Linked DNA regions of Homo sapiens: regions 1 and 2 are each linked to region 3. Evidence: read pairs that join two places in POLR2A ChIA-PET (ENCODE). Cell type or tissue: OCI-LY7. All regions are shown on one strand.

Region 1 (4,000 bases), 220 kb after region 3:
CTACCTCTTTATCATTAGTTGTTTCCAAAAGTCTTGTTTTAATGTTAAAATTAGATTTGAGTCAAAGTACTATTTGCATACGATATTAATTTCGGTAGTTGAGAAAATCTTAGAAGGAAAAGCAAATCTCCCACCTAATCAATCTGCAGTCACATTTTGCAGAGACAATATTCTTTTCAATATTTCTACTTTTAGTTCTTCCGGCAGTTGTCTGTGTAACTCTAGAGAATATGCTTACACCTTTACATATTGATTTTTATCACCCTTAGATATTATCTGCTGACTTCCTCCTGTGAAGGGGGAGGACTTAGCTCATTTGCATTGCCCTAATGTCTTAGGTTAGGTTCCCTGGGAAACTGACTCTCAGGCAGAGACTTACATGTAGGAGGCACACAACTCTGGAGCAGTGAAGGCAGCAGAATTGAGCTGCAGGAGGAGTTTACCTGCTGTGCAGTCGACAATAGAAGCCTCAGCCCAACCAGTGGGAGCTCAGAGCTCACTTCAGAGTTGTCTACTCTGAACGATTGTACCCCACCATCAATGGGTCGTTGGATGCAGCCTGGGGCACATAAACTTAGAAAGCCAACTCTCTTTGGCTGAGGACAATTCTAAAAGAACTCAAGGTAGGTTGTCAAGCAGCCAGTACTTCTGGCAGCCAGAGAATGAACATCATGGTCCTAAAGTGGGGATCTGAGCAGAGCACCATGGCATGCATCACTGTACACCCTCTATGTCACTGGAACCCACCTGCTTCTATAGTAAGTTCACCCCATTTGAAATTAGCTACCCTGGATTTCTGGTTGGTTCCATTAGGAGAACCTTACTAGAATGTCAGGGGGCCAAGTTACAGTCTTTCCCTCTGTAGCTGCTCTCAAAGCCACTTCTGAGACACTCCATTTCCCTCTTCCACTACCAATTCTAGATTCCCCTCACCCTCACCTAGCACCTATGCTGCTCTAGATGGCTTAACTGGTGGATGATTCCATTCCTCATCCCTGATAAATCTTAGCCCTTTGTCACCCAACCCTGTTCCAAGGCTGATTATAGGATAACATAGGTTGGCTACATTGTTCACTTACCATCACAACTGGGCAGGAGAGAAAGAAGAGCTGCTCCTACGGATCAGCGGAGTGTCAAATATATTCTTCTCTGTCCCACCATGAAGCAGAAATCCCAACTTCTCCTGATTATCAGGATCCATTTTTCCTGCTGAAATGTGGTTCCTGTCCCTATTCTTCCCTCTTTCATAACCCACTTGTAAATGAAAGTGCCTATAAGACAGCTCTATTCCATTGTTCCCCAGCACTGCAAATTCAACATCTTCAAAACTGAACTGACATTTTTTTCCCTTCCTTAAACTGCTCTTTCTTCTTCAACCATCCAGTACCTCTGCTGGAAACCTGGTTCATCTTTGGGTCCTCCAACTCCCTCACCCTCTATAGCTGCCTTATAGCTCTGTAAAGTCTCCCTCCTAAATGGCTTTTAAATCAGCCTCACTCTCTTTCCCCACAGTTGCTGCCCTTGTCTGGGCACCCCTCCTTTCTCACACGGACTATTACAAACACTTTCTTTCTCCAGTCTTGCTCGTACTCCTCCCACCAGCATCTCTGAGGTATAAAAATGAGAAACAAAGAGACCTGGAACTAGAAATGTCTCTATCTAGAGCGACATTTAAAATCAAGAGAGTTGGCTGGGGTTAGTGGCTGACGCTTGTAATCCCCGCACTTTGGGAGGCCGAGACGGGTGGATCACTTGACATCAGGAGTTCGAGACCAGCCCGACCAACATGGCAAAACCGCATCTCTACCAAAAACACACAAATTAGCCGGGCATGGTGGCACACAACTGTAGTCCTAGCTACTCAGGAGGCTGATGCAGAAAAATTGTTTGAACCCAGGAGATGGAGGTTGCAGTGAGCCGAGATCGTGCCACCACTCCAGCCTGGGTGACAGAGTGAGACTCTGTCTCAATAAATAAATAAATAAATAAATAAATAAATAAATAAATAAAATCAAGAGAGTGAGATGTGCTCTAAGAGGGACTTGAAGAGAAAAGAGATAAGGGCATCTGCAGAGGCCATTAAAGAAAAAAATAGCCCTTTTGTTATTTACCTTCATGGATATAAAATGCTTATGCTGCAACATTTTTTCTCATCTTTTTTCCATGTTAGAAAGTATATATTGATTTCCTACTATTTTGGAAAATGAGGATTTAGCTTTCTTCCTGTGTTCCCCACCCCAATATACACATGCTTTCCCCTGTCCTCCAACTTAGTTATAGTTTAGATGTACTAAATCAATATTCAGAGATTGCTTCTTTTCATTTGATAAATACTCCTTTGAGCTGCTTTGAAATGTTGAGTTAAGACATAAAATAACCCCTTTTGTCCTTTTAATCATTACAGGCAGGCTCTTGTAGGTGTTGAGAAACATTAGTAGAGTTTCTTCTCTGCCTATTTTAAAAATAGAAAAATGTATTTTAAATCAATCAACAATTATGTCAGCGTTCATTGTGTCCAAGGCAACATCATGGAAACAAAGATGTCTAGTGTAGAATTCCTACCCTCAAAGCACCAACATGTAGATGGTAAAATCATCCAAATACATGGAAAACAGGAACAAGTCTATGCAAGTGCTGCCTAACAGATCTCAAGAGTCAGAGGAAGAAGTCCCGTGCATGGAGTGGCCCAGGACAATGATACAGAGGAGGGGAACAGAGTTGAGGGATTTGATAAGCTGCAAAGGAAAATAGGGCAAAAGGCAAAGAGAAAGAGGAAGAGCGGTCCAGGCGTAAGAGAATCCTAGAGTACTCTAGGCAGGATTGGCAAAGGCAGGAAGGGAGGAAACACCGTTTCATTTTGTTTTGTTTTGAGACGGAGTCTCACTCTGTTGCCCAGACTGGAGCGCAGTGGTGCAATCTTGGCTCACTGCAAACTCCACCTCCCGGTTTCAAGCAGTTCTCCTGCCTCAGCCTCCTGAGTAGCTGGGAATCCAGGCGCACGCCACCCCGCCCAGCTAATTTTTGTATTTTTTTAGTAGAAACGGGGGTTCACAACATTGGCCAGGCTGGTCTCAAACTCCTTACCTCGTGATCTGCCCACCTCGGCCTCCCAAAGTGCTGGGATTACAGGCATGAGCCACTGCACCTGGCCGAAAACACTTTTTTGAGGATGCCAAGTAGCCCAGTTTCATGGCAAAAGAGGTTCATGCAGTAGAAAAGCAGGAGATAAAGGGGCAAGGCAGGGTGAGAGCAGAATGTGATAGGCTTGAATGCCAAGAAGAGGATTCCCAACATTTTCTCATCATCAAAGTTATTAGACAGTGAAGAACACATGGGCAAACTTTTTTTTTTTTTTGAGACGGAGTATCATTCTGTCGCTCAGGCTGGAGTGCAGTGGTGTGATCTTGGCTCATTGTAACCTGCATCTCCTGGGTTTAAGAGATTCACCTGACTCAGCCTCCTGAGTACTGGGATTACAGGTGCCCGCCACCATGCCCTGCTAATTTTGGTATTTTTAGTAGAGACGAGGTTTCACCATCTTAGCCAGGCTGGCCTCGAACTCCTGACCTCAAGCGATCTGCCTGCCTCGGCCTCCCAAAGTGCTAGGATTACAGGTATGAGCCACCGTGTCCGGCTGAGCAAACTTTTTAATAGTTAAAAAGTCCTTAATTCAGTGGGAAAAATGCTGAATTATTAAGTGACTTGATGAACATGTTAAAGAAATATTAGGTTGGTGCAAAAGTAATTGCTGTTTGGTTTTGGGACCGCGTCTCACTCTGTTGCCCAGGCTGGAGTGCAGTGGTGCAGTCACGGCTCACTGCAACCTTGACCACTGGGGCTTAGGCGATCCTTTCACCTCAGCCCCCTGAGTAGCTGGGACTACAGGCATGCACCACCATGCCCAACTAATTTTTTAATTTGTTTTGTAGAGACAAGTTCTCACTATGTTGCCCAGGCTGGTCTCGAACTCCTCAATCTTCCTGCCTCAGCCTCCCAAAGT
Region 2 (4,000 bases), 720 kb before region 3:
GGTAGTTTTGAGAACAGAATGAACATCTGAAACAAATGTGCCGGCTCAGCACAGTACCTGTCCCACATTAATGTTTCTATAAATGTTGTTACATTGTAAAATAGAAGCAATTGATCAATGCAATATTTCTGCTAATTACAAGGTATTTACTGGGTGACGATTTACCTTGTTTCAGGAGAACTAACTTGAGGGGCTGATACAGTAAGAAGGATTGCACCAGTTGCACTTGTACATAAATACATCCTTCAGAAGATGAAGCACATCTCGTGCTTTGAGGAAGCCTAGCCAAAAAATAATAATAATTATAAAGCACAAAGACTTGGGAATTAGATGTTTTGACCCTCTGGCCTCCTAGTTCTGTGACTTAGGGCAAGTTGTTTCTTCTTTTTTCTTTCCCTCTCCCTCCTTCACAACATTTTTAGGTGGGTACTCTTATTATCCTTATTTTACAAGTTTCATTAGGCACAGAAAGGCTAAGAGTTACAGTTGTAAGTGATGGATTTGTGATTTGGACTTAGGCAATTCAATTTCATGATCTGTGATTGCTTTATTAGGAGTCTGAACTGTATTCTTGAAGTCCCAGAAGATAGTTAACTATTCTGGATTTTTTTAAAGAGCTTTTAGAAATGTAGTACTTGTTTTATGGGTAACTGGATCGAATCCCATTTTACAAAATGAAGATTTTTCTTTTTTTCTTAAACATAATGAATCTTTGAAATACCAATTTGAAAACTTTTTTACTTAGAAAAATTCCAGGAATATAGTTTTTATTATAAAAGATTATTGCACTAGGTAGGAATAAGAGTACAGTACATTAAAAAAATACTTTAAAATTATGGCACAAATTTAGATGTAGTTTGTTTTCCCACTAACTTTAACAGTAATATATGTTTCTAGTTCACTTTCCAGATAGACTAGCCTCTGAATTAGTGGCTTTTAACTATATTGTCTAGATAAAAAAGACAACCATTTTGTTAAGAATTGGTTAACTGTTATTTAGATGGAGCAGCTGCGTAATTATTTGGTTCTGCTCTTTGACCCTCAAATTTCAGTTTTATACAAGCTAATAATTCATTATTTTAGCTGAAGGGAACTTTCCTTCATTTTACAAATGAGAAACTGTAATTTAAGATCACATAGCAAGTAATCTTTTAAATATGTGTACACATATATATGCACTTTATTTAAAAATCTTATAAGCCATTATGTTACCCCTTTGACTGGATAGCCCATCCTACCTAGTGCTCTAGGTTGGAGGAAACCCTTTTAAACACACATCATAAATTTCCCGTCATCACCCTCATCTAGGAATCCTTTAAGTATGACTTCATGCCCAGTATATATTTATCTAAAATATATAAGACCTTGTGAAGTTAGCTCTCCTAATTCATTAAGGGTAATATGCTTGGAAGACAAGTCCGTATTCATGTTAGCTACATTTCTTGGATTTTTATCTGTTTTGATCAGCCTTGTCTAGCTTGTCCATCCAGATGAAATTGTCTAAATTTATTAGGTTCTCTCTGTTAAAGGAATATCACCTTCCAGTCATCTCTCAGGCTGTTTCAAATTGTCTGATGGTAGAGGCCTTTCTCTAGTGTAAACCATGGAAGATCTTTAGCTTAGGATCTCCCAACTGCAGGTACAAGATGACATTGTACAAAGTTAATATTACCAATATAGAGTGTATTAGTTAGCTTGGGCTGCCGTAACAAAATACCATAGGCTGGGTGGCTGAACAGAAATTTACTTCTCACAATTCTGGAGGCTGGTAAGTCTAAGATCAAGGTGCTGGCAAGGTAGATTTCTTTTTGAGGCCTCTTCTCCTGGCTTATAGGTGACCACCATCTCACTGTGTGCACACATGACCTCTTGTGTGTGCCTGGGGAGACAGGGAGCATGACAGCAAGCTCTCTGGTGTCTCTTCTTGTAAGGGCATTAATCCCCTTGGCCCAGGGCCCCACCCTGACTGCATTTAACCCTAATCACCTCCCAAAGTCCCCATCTTCAGATACTATCACTTTAGGGGTTGGGGCTTTAACATGAGTTTTGTAGGAAATATAAGCATTCAGTTCTGTAACATACAGTGATTAAGGAAATGGGCTCTGGAATTGAATTGCCTTAGTCTCTCACTTACTAGTTGTGTATACAAATAACAAGTAGCCCTCACTTAGGTTAATTTTAAGCAAAACCAATAATGGTGTCATCCTAAAGGCAGTTAATTTTTTTTTTTTTTGTATTTTGGACTCTGGCATTTGGACATTGGCACAGGACTAATGTCTTCAAAGAGCAATGTACAATGACTGTAACAACTTAGAATGTAAGAGAAAATGCATAATTCTTTAAAAGTGTTTCTTTAAATTGAATATATGCCAATAACAAAAGATTAAACATTTGTAGTTGTTAATTGTATTCAAATTCAGCTTTTTGTTTTTGGCCTGAATAGAACAAGACAATTTACCTATGTGAAAACCTGAGTGAAAGCTTGGGATGTGATATGTTAAGTAGAACAGTATTTTAAAGCCACTTTGATTCATAAGTTTCTTTAACATAAACAGGTTGTATTGCCTCTTGAAAAATGATAGGTTCTATGGATAACATTTAATTAGCTTTATAATACATATGATGATTTAACCTGAATTAATGGTACTACTTTTTCTGACTTCCTTTTGATCTTGGCCCTTTCTCTGTAAAGTTTTTTGTTAACTTATTACAAACTGAACCCTGGCTTGCTCCTCTTATCTTTAGTCTCCTTTCAATCTGTCTTTATTTCTGCTGAGGTTATATTCTATTTGTTTTTCAGATGAGACCCTTTTTGCTCTTCCTGCTGCATCTGAGCCTGTGATACGCTCCTCTGCAGGCAAGTTCTTTCTGCCAGCCTTTTATCCTCTCTGTATTCTAACTTTAACTCTTTAGTGTGTTAACACTATGCAGAGTAGTTTGGGTTTACTAAAAATTAGCATGGTTCCGAGAATGTTTTGTCTACTGGAAAAGTTGAAATGTGCATTTTATATGGTATGCCCAAGGGAAAAATGAGCAAAATCTGATGAATACTTGGAAGTACATAAGGAATTCTTGGACCCTTGAATTACATTTACATATTTACCATTCCCTTTCTCCAAATACAGTTTGAGTATAGCCAGAAAGGCTTTCCTGTAAATAAATACCAGTCTATGGCATTTACCCAGTGCCCCTTCTTTCCTATGCTGTCACCGAAACTCTTTTCACAGATATTCTTCTCTTCTCTAAAACTAGCTATTAGTATCTTAGTTGATAACATTTGAGGTTTACTCAGACTTGATTTGTCTTTGCACAGCATGTAATTGCCTCTGTAGCCATGCATATGTTATATTTACAATAGCTTAATATTTTCAGTAATGATTGAAGTCTACTCTATTGTTACTTATTAATTGCTATTAACATTTCATTTTAGTAAACAGTAAGTCTTTACTAACACTATTTTGGATCTGTCATAAAACTTGCATTAACTCTGAGAACACTGGCATTCTCTAACTTTCCTTTCTGTCCATGGTCACAGAAAATATGGACTTGAAGGAGCAGCCAGGTAACACTATTTCGGCTGGTCAAGAGGATTTCCCATCTGTCCTGCTTGAAACTGCTGCTTCTCTTCCTTCTCTGTCTCCTCTCTCAGCCGCTTCTTTCAAAGAACATGAATACCTTGGTAATTTGTCAACAGTATTACCCACTGAAGGAACACTTCAAGAAAATGTCAGTGAAGCTTCTAAAGAGGTCTCAGAGAAGGCAAAAACTCTACTCATAGATAGAGATTTAACAGAGTTTTCAGAATTAGAATACTCAGAAATGGGATCATCGTTCAGTGTCTCTCCAAAAGCAGAATCTGCCGTAATAGTAGCAAATCCTAGGGAAGAAATAATCGTGAAAAATAAAGATGAAGAAGAGAAGTTAGTTAGTAATAACATCCTTCATAATCAACAAGAGTTACCTACAGCTCTTACTAAATTGGTTAAAGAGGATGAAGTTG
Region 3 (4,000 bases):
GAGCAAAAGCATGATGGGAAACAGGTTCAAGGAGAATGGAGGAGTTAGACCACAGCAAGTGTAGACAGCTTTTTTGAGGATTTCATCTGTAAAAGAAGAAATATGTCGCCGTAGCCAGATGGGCCAAGACACGGAGAAATAATAGCATGTTTGAGGGGAGAGAGGCATTCAGTAGGAAACAAAAACTGATGATGGAGGAGTGATGGGGAGACTGCTGGAGCAGAGTCCTTGAGGTTATGGGATCCAGGCATTGCCTTAATTAGGATCATAAATAATTCATCTATGGTAATAAGATGGTAGAGGAAGAACTGAGGTACAGATGGAGGTAGGTGGGTAGATGCAATGCTCGGTGCTCATGGAAGTTCTTTCGGATGGAAGTAGAAAGTAAGGTCACGTCGAGTCAAGGAGAGGGTATGGAGATTTGAGGAGTGAGGAGCAAGCATGAAATGGCAGTCTAAAAGGGCAGGGAGTGAATGGATTAGAGAAAGTTACTGGGCAGAAGTTAGGTTCCTCTTGAGGTGGAATGCCTAGAGCATTTTTGTTTATACTGTATAATTTAATACTGTACTGTTTACTTTATGGCCATATACTTTATTTTTCTTTTGTTTTGTTTCTTGAGATGAAGTCTTGTTCTGTCGCCCAGCCTGGAGTGCAGTGGCACGATCTCAGCTCACTGCAATCTCCACCTCCCAGGTTCAAGCCATTCTCCTGACCTGGCCTCCTGGGTAGCTGGGACTAAAGGCTCCCACCTCCATGCCCAGCTAATTTTTATATTTTTAGTAGAGACGGGGTTTCACCACATTGGCCAGGCTGGTCTTGAACTCCTGACCTCAGGTGAGCCATGCGTCTCAGCCTCCCAAAGTGTTGGGATTCAGGCATAAGCCACCGTGCCCAGCCTTGCGGCCATATACTTTAACTCAAGAAAATTTCTCTTCTGTCATAGCTGGTTTTTCCTTCTGTTTCAGTTATCCTGACTTTTTCCCCAGGAACTTCTATCATTGATTTATTGGTGCTTTAGATATGTACTCTGTCTTCCAAATTATCTCCTCTCACACTTTTATTTCTTGTTCCTTCATCTACTCTCCTGATGAGCTTTTAAAATTTATTCTCGACACCATTGTTTTCTAAGCCTGCCTGATTGTCAAAGTCATTTGGGGCTTTTTTTTTTAAAAAAAAATAACATTTAGATTTAGAGACAAAAATCATGGAGGATCCTTATTCATTAGGTCTAGGGTGGGGTTTGGTAAGAAGTATATTTAAAATGCTCCCCAGATAATTCTGAAACCAGCTGGGTTTGGCAGCCACAGCTCTATATACACTAATTCAATTTATCAGTTGCTAATTCCAGAATGGGTTGTAATTCTGTTCTCTTTAGTATTTTCCACAGTTTGTCTTTAAGTGTGTGTGTGTGTTGCCTGTTCTTCAGACTATGATCTTTACATCTCAGCTAATATTCCTTCATCTTTATATTTTATTTTAACCTGCACGTTTTCTTTCTAAAGGCTGCCTTCTCTTGTTTCACAGAGATCAACTTTTATTGTATGCATTTCAGGATATACAATGGACATCAGCAGGTGTTTCCTGAAATATTTTTTGTGTAGTAATTTTTAGAGGTATGTACTTCCTCTGATTTTAAAACATAATGCACCCTTTACCTTGGGCTGTATAGCGCTTTTTGTGAATTGCAAGGCTGGCTTTTGTTTCCTGTTTCTTCATTTTTTAATGAGGAGACTGGTGATACACTGACATTTGCCAATAGAGAGTATTCCTCAGGTCTAACACCTTAGAATGGTCTATCTACTGTAATCCAGTGTTTAGGGTTTGTTTTTTTTTTTTTTTTTTTTTTTTTTTGCTATGAGATTTCTAGGAGCCTTAACATTTGTTTAAAAAAAACTATGAAATACACATACAAAAAATGTATAAAATATTTTGTAGAGTTTAAATAATTATAAAGTGAACCCCTATGGAGCTACCATTCAAGTGGAGAAAAGTAAGACCACCAGCTAGTTGAGGAAGCCTTCATGTACCTGTCCTGGAACACAACCCCTTTCCCCTAACCCAGAATAACCATTATCCTTGTTTTGTGATAATCACCCCCTTGCTTTTGTTTATAGTTCTGTTATTGCTGTTAGCATCTCTCAATGCAATTTCTAGCATGCTCTGCCACTGAGGCTCTTTTCTTTGCCTCCAGTTCCATGCTTTGAAAAAAGGGACTACCCGCTATGCCAGTACCTGTGACCTTCTCATTCCTATGTGCTGTGACTTATGAGTCATGTTAGCCCACTCAGTGGAGAAGGAGGGGTAGTTGGGATGTGGGAAAAGAGAGAATGGTTGATTCTTCTTTTGCTGCCTCAGAAAATCATCCCTGAGGAGTAGAATGATTTCTGCTCCATTTTTTTTTTCTGGTTGATGTAATATTACGCAGTGTCTGCTCACTTTGTCAGTGTCCTGGTTAACCGTTGCAGGCATATTTTTAATGCAGATTAATCTGCACTGAATTTGGTAGAAATTCTGCCTTGATGTTAACAAATGATGAAATGACTATGATTCTTGCTCTTTATAATTGTTTTGAAATAACACTAAATTTTCAATACAATAAATCTCCTGCACCTTCTCATTTTCTCTAGGTGTCTTCTAATTTTTGTAGAAAATGGGAATGAGAGAGAAAAAGCTATACTACAGGCTTGTATTCACTGCTACTTGCAAAGTCCATTTTGCCAACATGGAAAATAACACTAATCAAAGAAAAATGTAGTTTGAGGATGAAAGAAGGACCTTGAACATCCAACCAAAAATGTATACTGATATTTCCAGCAGAGAATAAAGCATAAGTCAGGCTCTCTAAAAGGCAAATAAAAAACACCCTATTTCTATAGAAAAACCAGCTAAAGAGATCACACAGTGACTAGAATTTTTAATTCTAAAATTTAAAATTTTTTCAGATGTCAGTTTTATTCAAAACCATTTGAACCAGTTAAGAAAAAGAAAAGTAGTTCTTATGTATGATTCTAAATGTTAGGTTAACATCTCCAAGACATGCTTATAAAAACACTTTTTAATTAACCCACAAATTATATATGTGTATTTCCTCTTGCACTTTTTTAAATCACAGTAAGATAAGAATAGGAATGAAAGACAACAGAAAATTAATTTCAGAAATATTTTAGCTGACAGGGCATGGCAGCTCATACCTATAATCCCAGCACTTTGGGAAGCCAAGACAGGAGAATTGCTTGAGGCCAGGAGTTTGAGACCAGCCTGGGCAACATAGCAAGACACTGTCTCTACAAAAAAACTTAAAAAGAAGTAGGCTGGATTACTGGTGGCACCTGTAGTCCCAGCTACTCAGGAGGCTTAGGCAGGAGGGCTATTTGAGCCCAGGAGGTTGAGGCTGCAGTGAGCCCTTACTATGTCACTGTACTCCAGCTTGGGTGACAGACAAAAAACAAAACAAAACAGATTTTAACCACCTTAGCCACCGTGCACCTTTATGGAAGCCATTATGAAGAAGAATTTTTTTCCAATAGTACTTTTCATGAATTATGCATGTTTTCAACAGAAATAGCTTAAGGTTAAGTATACATACCACATGGGCTTGACAGAAGTAATCAAGAGAATAGGAACTGCATTTGAGTTTAGCATTTATAGACATTTAGAAAAGAAGACCCTAGATCTAAATTCAGTGTCTTTGTGTTTTTTTTTTTTTATTTCTTTGAGGCAGAATTCTTCTCCAAAGATGTCTTATGGACAATCCTAATGTATGGAAGAGATGGGGGTGGAGCTGCTCTGATTAGAGCAGGGATCAGGGCCCTGGGCCAAGGTCAAATTGCCTCTCTTTCTGACTGCCTTTCTGTAGTCCTCCTAGTACCACCCCGTGGAAGTCCTGTGGCTCAGTGGAATCCTGTACAAAATCCTGATTTAGTCTAACTTCTTGACTTTGCAGTTGAGGAAACTGAGACACACAGGTAATCGGTGGATGGCCTGGGCCAGAATGCAGGTC

Evidence for each region. Peaks named below come from ENCODE experiments on the same cell type or tissue, not always from the same donor. Only the 100,000 strongest peaks of a DNase experiment are listed, where the experiment ranks them.
Region 1: POLR2A ChIA-PET joins it to region 3 with 8 read pairs; 1 of 35 experiments calls an interaction of 5 or more read pairs at or near these places.
Region 2: POLR2A ChIA-PET joins it to region 3 with 6 read pairs; 1 of 35 experiments calls an interaction of 5 or more read pairs at or near these places.

The regions. Positions count from the first base shown.
Region 1 is chr2:54,089,500-54,093,499 of GRCh38, reverse strand. It overlaps a transcript of ACYP2 not described here. Among named protein-coding and RNA genes, the nearest start is that of ACYP2, 24 kb to the left of the region's middle. In OCI-LY7, no CTCF peak of the experiment used is centred here; a DNase peak (open chromatin) is centred at 359; H3K4me3 peaks cover 1,876 bases; H3K27ac peaks cover 2,512 bases.
Region 2 is chr2:55,027,021-55,031,020 of GRCh38, reverse strand. RTN4 (reticulon 4) reads left to right here. Exons shown (of 9, transcript NM_020532.5): 2 at 2,801-2,857; 3 at 3,536-4,000. Among named protein-coding and RNA genes, the nearest start is that of RTN4, 21 kb to the left of the region's middle. In OCI-LY7, no CTCF peak of the experiment used is centred here; no DNase peak of the experiment used is centred here; H3K27ac peaks cover 58 bases.
Region 3 is chr2:54,308,802-54,312,801 of GRCh38, reverse strand. No RefSeq gene overlaps it. Among named protein-coding and RNA genes, the nearest start is that of CIMIP6, 20 kb to the left of the region's middle. In OCI-LY7, no CTCF peak of the experiment used is centred here; a DNase peak (open chromatin) is centred at 1,651.